3 separate regions of the Homo sapiens genome follow, and regions 2 and 3 are each linked to region 1. A link is a contact called in ENCODE Hi-C or POLR2A ChIA-PET data. All regions are on one chromosome and are shown on one strand. Each heading gives the region's core, a stretch centred on a gene start or an enhancer-like site at or near the end of the contact. The rest is flanking DNA. Distances are from core to core; before and after follow the strand shown.

Region 1 (4,251 bases), core at 1,205-3,704:
CGGCTAATTTTTGTATTTTTAGTAGAGACAGGGATTCTCCATGTTGGTCAGGTTGGTCTCAAACTCCCGACCTCAGGTGATCCGCCCGTCTCGGCCTCCCAAAGTGCTAGGATTACAGGTGTGAGCCACCGTGCCTGGCCCAGTTGGATCTAATTCTAAACTGTAGTTTATCCCATCGAGTTTTACATTCCTTTTTTCCATACGGAATCTCACTCTGTCGCCCAAGCTGGAGTGCAGTGGCGCGATCTCAGCTCACTGCAACCTCTGCTTCCCAGGTTCAAGTGATTCTCCTGCCTCAGCCTTCCAAGTAGCTGGGATTACAGGCCCCTGCCACCACGCCTGGCTAGTTTTTGTATTTTTAGTAGAGAAAGGGTTTCGTTGTGTTGGCCAGGCTTTTTTTGTTTTGTTTTGTTTTTTGAGACAAAGTGTTGCTCTTGTCGCCCAGGCTGGAGTGCAATGGCGCAATCTCAGCTCACTGCAACCTGCCCCTCCCAGGTTCAAGCAATTCTCCTACCTCAGCCTCCCGAGTAGCTGGGATTACAGGCGCCTGCCATCACGCCTGGCTAAATTTTTGTATTTTTAGTGGAGACAGGGTTTTGCCATGTTGGCGAGGCTGGTCTCGAACTCCTGACCTCAGGCGATCCGCCCACCTCGGCCTCCTAAAGTGCTAGGATTACAGGCATGAGCCACCACGTCCGGTCTATTTTTATTTTTATTTTTGAGATGGAGTCTTGCTCTGTTGCCTAGGCTGGAGTGCCGTGGTGCGAACTCCGCTCACTGCAACCTCCGCCTCCTGGGTCAAGTGATTCTCCTTCTCAGCCTCCCAAGTAGCTGGGATTATAGGCACCTGCCAGCATGCCCTGCTAAATTTTTGTATTTTTAGTGGTGACAGGGTTTCGCTATGTTGGCCAGGCTGGTGTCGAACTCCTGACCTCAGGTCTCCCAAGTGCTGGGATTATAGGCATGAGCCACCGCACCCGGCCTATTTATTTATTTTTATTTTTATTTTTATTTTCGAGACTGGGTCTCACTCTGTCACCCAGGTTGTAGTACAGTGGCACAATCTCGGCTCTCTGCCACCTCCACCTCCCAGACTCAAGCAATCCTCTCACCTCAGCCTCTGGAGTAACTGGGACTACAGGCACACACCACCACACCTGGCTAATTTTTTGTATTTTTTTGTAGAGACAGGTTTTCGCCATGTTGCCTAGGCTGGTCTTGAACTCCTGAGCTCAAGCGATCCATTCACCTAGGCCTCCCAAAGTGCCGGGATTACAGGTGTGAGCCACTGCACCCAGCCGGACAATTATATTATTTATGTTTACAAGAATGAATCAGAGGGCAGATGCATTGGCTCATTCCTATAATCTCGGCACTTTGGGAGGCTGAGGTGGGAGGATCACTTGAGGCCAGGAGATTGAGACCTGTCTGGGCAACATAGGGAGATCTTTGTCTCTACAAAAAAAATTTTAAAAAAACATTAGCTGGGTGTGATGGTGTGCATCTATAGTCCCAGCTACTCAGAGCGAAACCCTATTCCCCATCCCCAACCCTCCTAAAAAGAATAAGTCTGTGGAAGGCTGGGAGCAGTGGCTCATGCCTGTAATCCCAGCACTTTGGGAGGCTGAGGCAGGCGGATCACCTGAGGTCAGGAGTTTGAGACCAGCCTGGACAACATGGTGAAACCCCTGTCTCTACGAAAAATACAAAAATTAGCCAGGAGTGGTGGCAGGTGCCTATAATCCCAGCTACTCAGGAGGCTGAGGCAGGAGCATCGCTTGAACCTGGGAGGCGGAGGTTGTGGTGAGCCGAGATCCTGCTACTGCACTCCAGCCTGGGCAACAAGAGTGAGACTCTGTCTCCAAAAAAGAAAAAAGAGTTCTGTGGAAAAAGAAAGGCATTCCCTGCAGGTGTCAGCAAAGGTAAGGAGGTCCCAAAGAACAGGAATAGTGAGGAGTCCTTGGGGGAGGATGGGGAGGTTGCCCAAGCTCATCCTTTATACTTGAGACCTCTGGTCCAGAGAAGTGAAGTGTTCTGCTCAGTGTCACACCACTGGTCAGGGGCAGACCGGAATCAGAAAGTAGGCCTTATTTCTTCATCAGAGTCTAGGAAGCCGCCAGGGGAAAGAGGCTGTGCTTTAGAAGGTTAAGGCCTATGATCCACCCTGCGTCACCCAAAGTAAACTAGGAAGGAAGTGTAAATAAACCCCACAAAGATCGGACATTTTTCCATGATGACCACATTGATGCATTTATTAAAAATACAAAATGCTAATAATCCAAACCAGCCCTCTTCCCTTTTTTCCCCTTTGGGAGCCCTTGCACTGTGGTGCATGAAACACATGCTTGAACTAGGCCATTGGGAACTGCGGCTTGGACAAGGAACAGCCACAGCTTTTCCTGTACTCAGAGCAGGCAAAGTGCCATTAAATGCAGCTGGAAGCCAGGGCAGGGGAAGGGGTGGGAAGCTCCTGGAGAGCCCCCAGCTCCTCCCAGTTACTGACTGGCTCTGGAGGAGAGGAGCTAGAAGGCCGAGATACCTGAGGAGACAAACCTGGGGCACCACTGCCACCTGATGTCTTCCTATGGCCATTGCAGTGGTCACAGCCCCAAGCCCCGTGGCAGCCTGGCAGCAGAGTGAAACAAGAGGGCAAAGAAAGCCTATCGGTGGAAGTTTTTATTTACCCTTGACGGTGGGTACTCCCAGACAGTGGGTATGTCTGAAATACTTCATATTGAAGAAAGACATCCATATTGAAAAACTAAACAGAAAACATAAATGGAAAATGAATCAACATATACAAAGTAGCCACAGTATGGAGGTGCGGATTTGACTTTGCCTGCGGAAGAGCTGTCCTGCTCTGGCCAGCACTGGAAGGGACTCTGCCTCCTCTGTTCTGGGAGCGTGCAAGCAGGAACTCTGGACTGGGCTTTGCACAACTTCCAGGAGTCATTGCTTAGAAATCAGAATGACCAAGATCTTAAGGTCTTAGAATCATCTAGGTAATCCACCCCCATCCCAGCTGCCAGGTCACAGTCACACAGAGGCTGAGCACGCCCAATGCCATGCCCAATGCCACCCAGTCTTCCCCTGCTGCTGTTTCTGCCTCGCCTCCCTGTCCTTCCCCTACCCTACCCTAGCGTGGGCAGGCTTTGTGTCCCAAGGTCACCAGTGACATATGTCCCACCACAGGCAGCCGAGCTTAACCCTATCACTGAGACCTCCTTGTGGCTGCTCCCTACCCCTCCCTGCCTGGCTTCCTGGCATCCTGCCTCTAACCTCTCTCTCTGCTTCCCTGTCTTCTACATTGGTAGAACTGCCACTTGGATACGTGTGACAACTTGCTGTCACCAGCCTGGATATTTCTCTGGAGCACTCCTCACATTCAACACTTGACCACTCAGGCATCGGGACAGTCACTGCCCAGATCCCCCCGTCCACATAGGAGCTCAGCATGACAGCCCCTCTTTTTTATTTAATTTACTTATTTCAATTTTTATTTTTATAGAGAAGACGTCTTTCTATGTTGCCCAGGCTGGTCTCAAACTCGTGGCCTCAAGTGATCCACCCACGCTGGCCTCCCAAAGTGCTGGGATTACAGGCATGAGCCACTGCACCCGGCCCAGCCCCCTTTTAAAATGTTTTCTTTTGAAATAATTTAAAGCTTACAGAAAAGTTGCAAGAATAGTACAAAGAATTCCCTTATGCCCTTTGCCAAGAGTCATACATTTTAACGTTTTCAAATTTTGCTGCATTTGCTTTCTTCCCTTTGACTCTGTCTACTTCTCTCTCTTACACACACACACACACACACACTTAACCTGTAATATTTCAGTGTATTATTTCCTTAGAACAAGGATGTTCTCATACATAACTGCAGTATAATTATCAAATTCAGGAAACTTAACACTGAGTTACTAATTTTACCTGGTGGGTCACAGTAGCTCATGCCTGTAATCCCAGCACTTTGGGAGGCCGAGGTGGGTGGATCACGAGGTCAGGAGTTCGAGACCAGCCTGACCAAGATGGTGAAACCCCCATCTCTACTAAAAATTTAAAAATTAGCTGGGTGTGGTGGCGGGTACCTGTAGTCCCAGCTACTCAGGGGGCTGAGGGAGGAGAATGGCTTGAGCACAGGAGGCGGAGGTTGCAGTGAGCCAAGATCGTGCCACTGCAGTCCAGCCTGGCCAACAGAGCGAGTCTGTGTCTCAAAATAATAATAATAATAATAATTTTACCTAATTAAAGTTC
Region 2 (4,251 bases), core at 613-3,112, 360 kb before region 1:
ACTCCATCTCAAATAATAATAATAATAATAATAATAAGAATAATAATAATGGCAAAATAAAAACATATAGGCCAGGCGCAGTGGCTCACGCCTGTAATCCCACCACTCTGGGAGGTTAAGGCAGGTGGATCACGACATCAGGAGTTCGAGACCAGACTGACCAACATGGTGAAACCCCGTCTCTACTAAAAATACAAAAAAATTAGCCGGGTGTGGTGGCGTGTGCCTGTAATCTCAGCTGCTCAGGAGACTGAGGCAGGAGAATCACTTTAACCCTGGAGGTGGAGGTTGCAGTGAGCCGAGATCGCACCAGTGCACTCTAGCCTGCGCTACAGAGAGAGACTCCTTCTGAAAAAAAAAAAAAAAAAAAAAGATGAACACTAATTAATCTTTGACAAATTAATGATGCGTGTTTAATTTTGGTGAACCACTAAGAGTAGAGCCATACTAGTAGAGTTAAAGAGAGGGACAGAGTAGTAGAGTTAAAAATAAAGGACAATAAAAGAGTGGGAAAGAACTAAAGCGACGCCAGGCGCTGTGGCTCACGCCTGTAATCCCAGCACTTTGGGAGGCTGAGGCAGGCAGATCACCTGAGGTCAGGAGTTCGAGACTAGCCTGACCAACATGGAGAAACGCCATCTCTACTAAAAATACAAAATTAGCCGGGCGTCGCGGTGCATGCCTGTAGTCTCAGGTACTCGCGAGACTGAGGCAGGAGAATCACTTGAACCCAGGAGGTGGAGGTTGCAGTGAGCCGAGATCACACCATTGCACTCCAGCCTGGGCAACAAGAGCAAAACTCTGTCTCTAAATAAATAAATAAATACAAAATTACCCGGGCGTGGTGGCGCATGCCTATAATCCCAGCTACTTGGGAGACTGAGGCAAGAGAATCGCTTGAACCCGGGAAGCGGAGGTTGCAGTGAGTCAAGATGGCGCCACGCCTGTAATCCCAGCACTTTGGGAGGCCTAGGCGGACGGATCAGGAAGTCACGACATGGCGACCATCCTGGCTAACACGGTGAAACCCCGTCTCTACTAAAAAATACAAAAAATTAGCCGGGAGTGGTGGCAGGTTCCTGTAGTCCCAGCTACTCAGGAGGCTGAGGCAGGAGAATGGAGTGAACCCGGGAGGCAGAGCTTGCAGTGAGCCGAGATCGCGCCACTGCACTCCAGCCTGGGCGACAGAGCGAGACTCCGTCTCAAAAAAAAAACAAAAACAAAAACAAAAAAACGGCTGGGTGTGGTGGCCAACATTGTGAAACCCAGCCTCTACTAAAAATACAAAAATTAGCCGGGCGTGGTGACACATGCCTGTAATCTCAGCTACTCAGAAGGCTGAGGCAGGAGAATCACTTGAATCCGGGAGGCGGAGGTTGCAGCGAGCCAGGATTACGCCACTGCACTCCAGCCTGGCAACAAAGGGAGACTCCATCTCAAAAAAGAAAAAAAAAAAAAGAAAGAAACAGGTTGGTGATTGGCTGACATTATGACAGAAGTAATGGAGCCCTGTGGGGAAATTAATACGCTGCTGACCTCTAGTGCCTAGTAGAAAAATTACATTTTCCGGCCGGGCCCGTTGGCTTATGCTTGTAGTCCCAGCACTTTGGGAGGCCGAGGCGGGCGGATCACGAGGTCAGGAGATCGAGACCATCCTGGATAACACGGTGAAACCCCGTCTCTACTAAAAATACAAAAAAAATTAGCCGGGCCTGGTGGCGGGCGCCTGTAGTCCCAGCTACTCAGGAGGCTGAGGCAGGAGAATGGCGTGAACCCGGTAGGCGGAGCTTGCAGTGAGCCGAGATCTCTCCACTGCACTCAAGCTGGGCGACAGAGCGAGACTCCATCTCAAAAAAAAAAACAAAAAAGAGAAAAATTACATTTTCCACTCAAAGACCCAATGTGAAAGGGACTGGCTTACTTGTCACTGGTTTATGTGTTGTGAGCAGAATAAGCACCCATGTTTAAACCTTGTTTGTCCATTATGATAATAGATATGTTTTGATGCATTGCTGTCATAAACTTTTTTTTTTGTTTACCATGTTTTTTCTTTTTCTTTTTCTTTTTTATTTTTTTTTCCACCATGTTGGCCAGGCTTGTCCGGAACTCCTGACCTCAAGTGATCCACCCACCTCGGCCTCCCATAGTGCTGGGATTATAGGCGTGAGCCACCACGTCCAGCCTCTACTCTTTTTTTTTTTTTTTTTTTTTTTGAGTCTTGCTGTGTCACCCAGGCTGGAGTGCAGTGGTGTGATCTCGGCTCACTGCAACCTCCGCCTCCCGGTTTCAAGTGATTCTCCTGCCTCAGCCTCCAGAGTAGCTGGGATTACAGGCATGTGCCACCATGCTGGGCTAATTTTTGTATTGTTAGTAGACACGGGGTTTCACCATGTTGGTCAGGCTGGTCTGGAACTCCTGATCTCATGATCCGCCCGCCTCGGCCTCCCAAAGCTGGGATTACAGGCATGAGTCACCGTGCCCGGGCACCTCAATTCTTTTTCTTTTTTTTTTTTTTGAGACGGAGCCTCGCTCTGCTGCCCAGGCTGGAATGCAGTGGTACAATCTCGGTTCACTGCAAGCTCCGCCTCCCGGGTTCACGCCATTCTCCTGCCTCTGTCACCGAGGCTGGAGTGCAGTGGCTCACTGCAAGCTCCGCCTCCCGGGTTCACGCCATTCTCCTGCCTCAGCCTCCCGAGTAGCTGGGACTACAGGCGCCCGCCACCATGCCCGGCTAATTTTTTGTATTTTTAGTAGAGACAGGGTTTCACCGTGTTAGCCAAGATGGTCTCGATCTCCTGACCTCGTGATCCGCCCACCTTGGCCTCCCAAAGTGCTGGGATTATAGGCGTGAGCTACCACGCCCAGCCTGTTCTTTTTTTTTTTTTTTTTTTTTTTGAGACGGAGTCTCGCTCTGTCACTCAGGCTGGAGTGCAGTGGCACGATCGCGGCTCACTGCAAGCTCCGCCTCCTGGGCTCACGCCATTCTCCTGCCTCAGCCTCCGGAGTAGCTGGGACTACAGGCGCCGGTCACCATGCCCGGCTAATTTTTTTGTGTTTTTAGTAGAGACGGGGTTTCACCATGTTAGCCAGGATGGTCTTTTTGTTTGTTTGTTTGTTTTTGAGATGGAGTCTCGCTGTGTCGCCCAGGCTGGAGTGCAGTGGCGCAATCTCGGCTCACTGCAAGCTCCGCCTCCCGCGTTCACGCCATTCTCCTGCCTCAGCCTCCCGAGTAGCTGGGACTACAGGCGCCCGCCACCAAGCCCGGCTACTTTTTGTATTTTTAGTAGAGGCGGGGTTTCACTGTGTTAGCCAGGATGGTCTCGACCTCCTGACCTCATGATCTGCCCGCCTCTGCCTCCCAAAGTGCTGGGATTACAGGCATGAGCCACCGTGCCCAGCCCAGCCTATTCTTTTAATAGTTACACTGGGCCAGGTGCAGTGGCTCATGCCGGTAATCCCAGCACTTTGGGAGACTGAGATGTGTGGATCACTTGAGGTCAGGCGTTCGGGACCTGCCTGGCCAACATGGTGAAGCCCCGTCTCTGCAAAAAATACAAAAATTAGCCAGACGTGCTGGCGGGCTCCTGTAATCCCAGCTACTCGGGGGGCTGAGGCAGGAGAATCACTACAACCTTGGAAGCGGAGGTTGCAGTGAGCCACAATCGCGCCACTGCACTCCAGCGGGGCAACAGAGCCAGACTCCGTCTCAAAAAAAAAAAAAAAAGTTACACTGATATTTGTTTTATACACAAAATTTTAATACAATTTTCTCTAACAAAATCCTGAATTATTGAGTGTCTTTAGTTTCCTCCTAAATAAGACCTGATTCTTCCTCCTGAATCACAAGCAGGCATGATTGCCCTAAGGGTTGATTCTATTTCCGTTGCCAGAAATATAGTTACAAAATGGGATCCAGTTGTGGCCAGTGAAGCATGAAGAGACTCTAGAGATTTTATGAGAACTGCTGAAGCCCTCTTGCAAGAAACCCGAGGATAAGGCCTACTCGAATGATGGAAAGCAGTTCATGTTAATGACACAGTGAGCCACTGAATCAATCTACCACGAGTTGTGTCCTACCTACCTAAGGGCTTCCTATTATATGAGATAATACATTTCCTTGTACTTTAAGCCAGTTTTTTTGTTTTTTGTTTTTGTTTGTTTTGCTTTGTTTTTTTGTTTGTTTTTTGTTTTGTGAGATTTTGTCCTGCTCTGTCACCCAGGCTGTAGTGCAATGGCACGATCTCAGCACAC
Region 3 (4,251 bases), core at 930-3,429, 260 kb before region 1:
GTCTAGGCTTCATATCTTTGTTTAATATGAGTTCCCTTGCCTGGAAGGCTTTCCCTCCGCATTATTTGGCATCCCAGGGTTCCAAGGCCCACCTCAAATGTGACTTCCTCCAAAATGTTTCCACAATTCACAACCCTCCCACTGCCTCCCAGTCCTCCAACTGGATCAAAAGTTGCTTGAGGATAAGGATAATTTCCAGTGCCTAGATAGTGAATGCAAATGGTAGGCATGTTAAATGAAACAATCTTCCTATAAAAGTTTTATCTACAGAGTGGTTAGCAGAGTCAGCATTTAAACATTTATCGGGTGAATGGATCGGTGGATTTGTCAGTCATCTGAAATTTTTTTCTATTAGCACAAACTTCTGTTAGTCTGAATTAGAAAGAACTTGTTCTGAAACAAAGTCTTCACTCATGATCACCTAGAAGTTATGTGGTACTGAACAAAGCACCTGGGGATCAAGAAAAAGATGACAAAGTCCTGTCCAGGAAGAGCTTACAGTTCTGTCCCAGCTAGAAGGAAGCAACAGCATGGGACACCTGAATGCTTGTAATTCTGGAGTCATAAGAAATCAAAGAGGAACTATTAAGCTTCTTTGCCTCCATAAAAAAACGTGTTTTTTATCTCCATAAAAAACAAAAAATGTTTTTTATCTCCATAAAAAAAAAAAACCCAAAACATCTGTATGTCTTCTACTTACCACTCCCCTAGAAAATACCATTTCTTACTTTCAAAGAAAAAAAGTACAATTTCATAAAAATATACTGAGAGTAATAAATATTAGAGAAAACAGGTCCCAGGAAACAAGACTATTTTTTTTTAAACAAGCAAAACACATGTTTTAAATCCCCATTTACAAGTTTGTGAATTATGGCCCTTTGTGCTCAAACTGGACTCGGAGAAACACAAGCTTTTTTAGACCACCACAATAAGAGCTGTGGGGGGATGGGAGATGGGGAAGAAAAGAAAGGGCCAGGAAGAAAGACACAAAAGGCTGTCACAAAGACCGCAAAATTTAGCTGTTTATTAGGTTGCAAGTCTCTCCTTCTCTCCCTGCTTTCTCTTTCTTCTTTTTCTCCCCACAAATCCTCTCAAAACACATACAAAAAGAGAAAACTAGAAGCAAGATTGGGTCAAACATGAAGAACACAGAAAGAATATTAAATAGCTAGCTTTAAAGGGCTCTTTTTCAGTTTGAACAAAAGTAAAACGTTCTCCAAAGCAAAAACAGAAAACAGAGCTTCCACCCAGATTGTGCAACTTAATGAGAGGAGGTTAGTGCTGATAAACCCATTGTGAATCTATATAAAGTGACAGATTTTCAAGCAAGGAAATCAATCAGTTGGGATTGAAGGATTTAGAGCTCAGGAATCATCTGGTTCAAACCAACAGGGAGCTGAGGGCTGGGTGGATGGGGGATGGGTTGGACAGGGTGACATGAGGTCAAGAAAGGGGGTCTAGTTTTTATACCCACCATTCTCTGACCCCATTCCACCCCAAACTTGCACACTCAATTCACATTATCTGTCATGCTAGCAAGACATTCAGCTTGACCCTGCAAGATTCACTTTGTTCTCTTCCTTGCCTCACTCCCAGCAAGCTTCCAACACAAGGGAATTAAGCTTTCCCCAGGCAGTCACAGAACCCAGCTGTAAAAAGCTGCTTAGTGCTCTGCCGGTAATCTGTCACTTTGGTTCCTTCCTTGCTGTCTGCTTGTTCCCAATGGAGGCAAAATTTAGAAACATACCATCACGTGGGGGCTTTTCAAACAGGAACGATGGAGTGCTCTGGGTTGCAGTGACCTCAATTTCTTTCTTCCCTGCCAGAGCCGTCTGTCCTGGCTGTTTCTCTCCTCGCTGGCAAACCTGCGAGCATGAATCAATTCTAGTTTCACTAAAATCTTCCTGCCCTTTTTCCTTGCTGCTTCCTTCAGGAATCTGCTCCAGCTTACTATGGAGATATAATCCAGCAGTGCCGAGTTCCTTCTTCCCAGAGTTGCTGCTGCTGTTGCTGAAGTGAGCCAATTCTTCTCTCTTCTTGGCCACTGGTTCCTCACAGATGAAAGGAGGTATCTCTTTAGTAGACAAGATGGGCAGTTTCCCAGGGCTCAATTTGTAGCTAGCTGTCTGTTCCTCACCCACAGTCATGGAGCGCTTCATAGCAGGAGCTCCCAGTTTCCCAGGTGTAGGACTAGGCATTGGGCTACTAGGGGGAGGCAGCAGGCCAGAAGAAGGCTCTTCTCGGGCAGGGAGTTCAGGGTACTTATCTGCAAGGTTGACAGCTGGGGGAACTGAGAGGTGAGAACATTCAGACAGGGCCCTGCGCACTGCCTTTTTCTGCTGGGGGGCTTGGTTGAGCACAGCCTCCTCGGTAGAACTCAATTTCTCCAACTCCTTATCATGGTCTCTGATGTGACAGCTTGCATTCAAATGTTCCTGGGTGAACACCATAGTGATTGGCGGAATGGTGGTGGGTGAATGCTCAATAATGGGGGCTGGGTGGGCTAGAGACACCAGGAGTGGGGACTCACACTTCAGCTGCTCAGAGTTATCATTTACCACCCCAATCACTGGGCAGCCAGGGGTGATGCTATTCTCCATCTCTCCCGGAGTTGCTTCCCTTGAGCCCAGAGAGCCTTGAGCCACTGGATGAAAGCTGGGGTTCCAAACACTGGTTTCCTGCTCCTTAACATATCTGGTAGGGATGTCAGCAGCCCCAGGGAAATCCAGATCTGACTGGCTCTTGGTCTCTAGTCCATTCTTCCCTGCCACCTTCCCCTGAACTGGAATGGTTTTGTTTTTGTCTGGCCCCTCTATGAGTCCCAGATGGAACTCGGAGGTCTTCTGGTGTACCGAGTTCCCCTCCAAGGGATGGCAGGTCTCTGAAATCACATACCTGCTCTCAAGGTGACCTGAGGCTTCTTGACAGTCCTTGTCCTGCATTTCAATGCTCAGCTCTTTGTCTAGCTTCCCCTCAAAAAAGCAGAGCTTGTTCTGCTCCAGGAAGCTGGCATTCTTCACAAGCCCATCTTTTGGTTGCCCGTCCATGCTGACATTCAGCCCAATTTCATTCAGTTTGCCCTCTGTCCTCTGCCATTCGAATCCGGCTTGACTGATTTCTTTTGGGGAGTCCATTCGGCACTCTGCAGGCTTGCCCTTACTGAGCTGACCGTACGCGGCAGTGAGAGAGGCTGTCTGCTTGTCTGAGAGCGACATCGTCTCTCCTCCACTGCTCTCCCTGCTTTCGCTCCTGGAGCTCTAATACCACCTACGATCACACAGAGCTTGCAGTGACATCACACCAATTCCCCAGTATTCATGACAAAATTCATCTCTCCCTCAATGCCCCTCTCTCCTCAAGCAGTTGAGTATTAAATGCACTTACAAATGTGAAAGAAAGAAAGAAAGGAAGAATGAATGAAAGCGAAAGAAAGGAAGGAACCTGCTGCTTTCTGCACAACAAAATGCTACTTTAATCTGAGAATGTAATTTCCCGTGAACTAGCACTCTGTTTAGATCTGCAATTTAAAACACAGTATGGTGCCAATCCAAGCACTAAGGATAGTAATTATTTTGGCTTTCACTGATATAGATACGTGCATACCCACACACTCATTTATCTGATACCATGCCCACCCTTCCACATTCAACCACTCAGAAAACTGTTTTAAAAATAACCGAGACTCATTTGCCAATCCCCAGCTATAACCCTGAAGAACAATGAATCCAGGAAATTGTTCAAAATTGGACTAAAAAAAAAAAAAAAAAACCACACCTTAACGTAGTATTAAGATTGCAGGCATTCATTCTCAGAGGAAGAGTGGGTTTGCTGTCATAGCAACTTATCAAACTAACTTGAAAACTGACTTGAGTGGGGTCCCCAAAACCCGTAAGAGCTCCATCTGTAGCTCTGCATAATGGAAGAGTTTAATAAAGGGTTCATTTAAAGACTTCAGTGATCAGGGCTTTGGGGATAGATATTCTAATTATAAGACATTTGTGTGACAACATACCCCTTATGCATTTACGCCTGTCCCTGCCCCCACTTGGTTCCTTGGATGAGCTGGGTTGCTCCCTCCACTACCAAGCCCTGCTCTTTCCAGCCTAATAATCTGTTAGGTGTCATGTGAACACACTGGGGGCAGTGCATCTTTCTCTGACCTCCAGACTTAGGGACTCTAACAATTGTAGCTTGGAGTTTTCCCCACTCACCAGAGCTTACTGCCCCCATTTAACTCAGCATGGTCCTTTG

Evidence for each region. A loop is a pair of places that touch in the nucleus more often than their neighbours do. ChIA-PET counts read pairs that join two places held with the same protein, here RNA polymerase II (POLR2A). Pooled maps may share reads with other maps.
Region 2: a map of K562 shows a loop between it and region 1 (9-fold over the local background). The contact joins two enhancer-like sites. A Hi-C loop is called at or near these places in 1 of 168 maps with a recorded cell type or tissue (K562), 1 of 37 single-sample maps with no recorded cell type and 10 of 50 pooled maps. POLR2A ChIA-PET finds 5 or more read pairs at or near these places in 2 of 52 experiments (H1 and HEK293).
Region 3: a loop to region 1 is called in a map of gastrocnemius medialis, with 9 times the contacts of the local background. The contact joins two enhancer-like sites. A Hi-C loop is called at or near these places in 3 of 168 maps with a recorded cell type or tissue (GM12878, cardiac septum and gastrocnemius medialis) and 6 of 50 pooled maps. POLR2A ChIA-PET finds 5 or more read pairs at or near these places in 2 of 52 experiments (A673 and HepG2).

What each region holds. Positions count from the first base shown.
Region 1 is chr3:48,149,122-48,153,372 of GRCh38, forward strand. No RefSeq gene overlaps it. Among named protein-coding and RNA genes, the nearest start is that of CDC25A, 37 kb to the right of the region's middle. Within about 2 kb of position 2,455, at least 21 of the 41 ENCODE cell types and tissues checked have a DNase peak (open chromatin) inside an H3K27ac peak, as active enhancers do; they include gastrocnemius medialis, where a contact is called at or near this core.
Region 2 is chr3:47,787,750-47,792,000 of GRCh38, forward strand. No RefSeq gene overlaps it. Among named protein-coding and RNA genes, the nearest start is that of SMARCC1, 8.0 kb to the left of the region's middle. Within about 2 kb of position 1,863, at least 34 of the 41 ENCODE cell types and tissues checked have a DNase peak (open chromatin) inside an H3K27ac peak, as active enhancers do.
Region 3 is chr3:47,889,277-47,893,527 of GRCh38, forward strand. All of the region lies in intron 10 of MAP4 (microtubule associated protein 4), which reads right to left. Among named protein-coding and RNA genes, the nearest start is that of MIR1226, 42 kb to the left of the region's middle. Within about 2 kb of position 2,180, at least 12 of the 41 ENCODE cell types and tissues checked have a DNase peak (open chromatin) inside an H3K27ac peak, as active enhancers do; they include gastrocnemius medialis, where a contact is called at or near this core.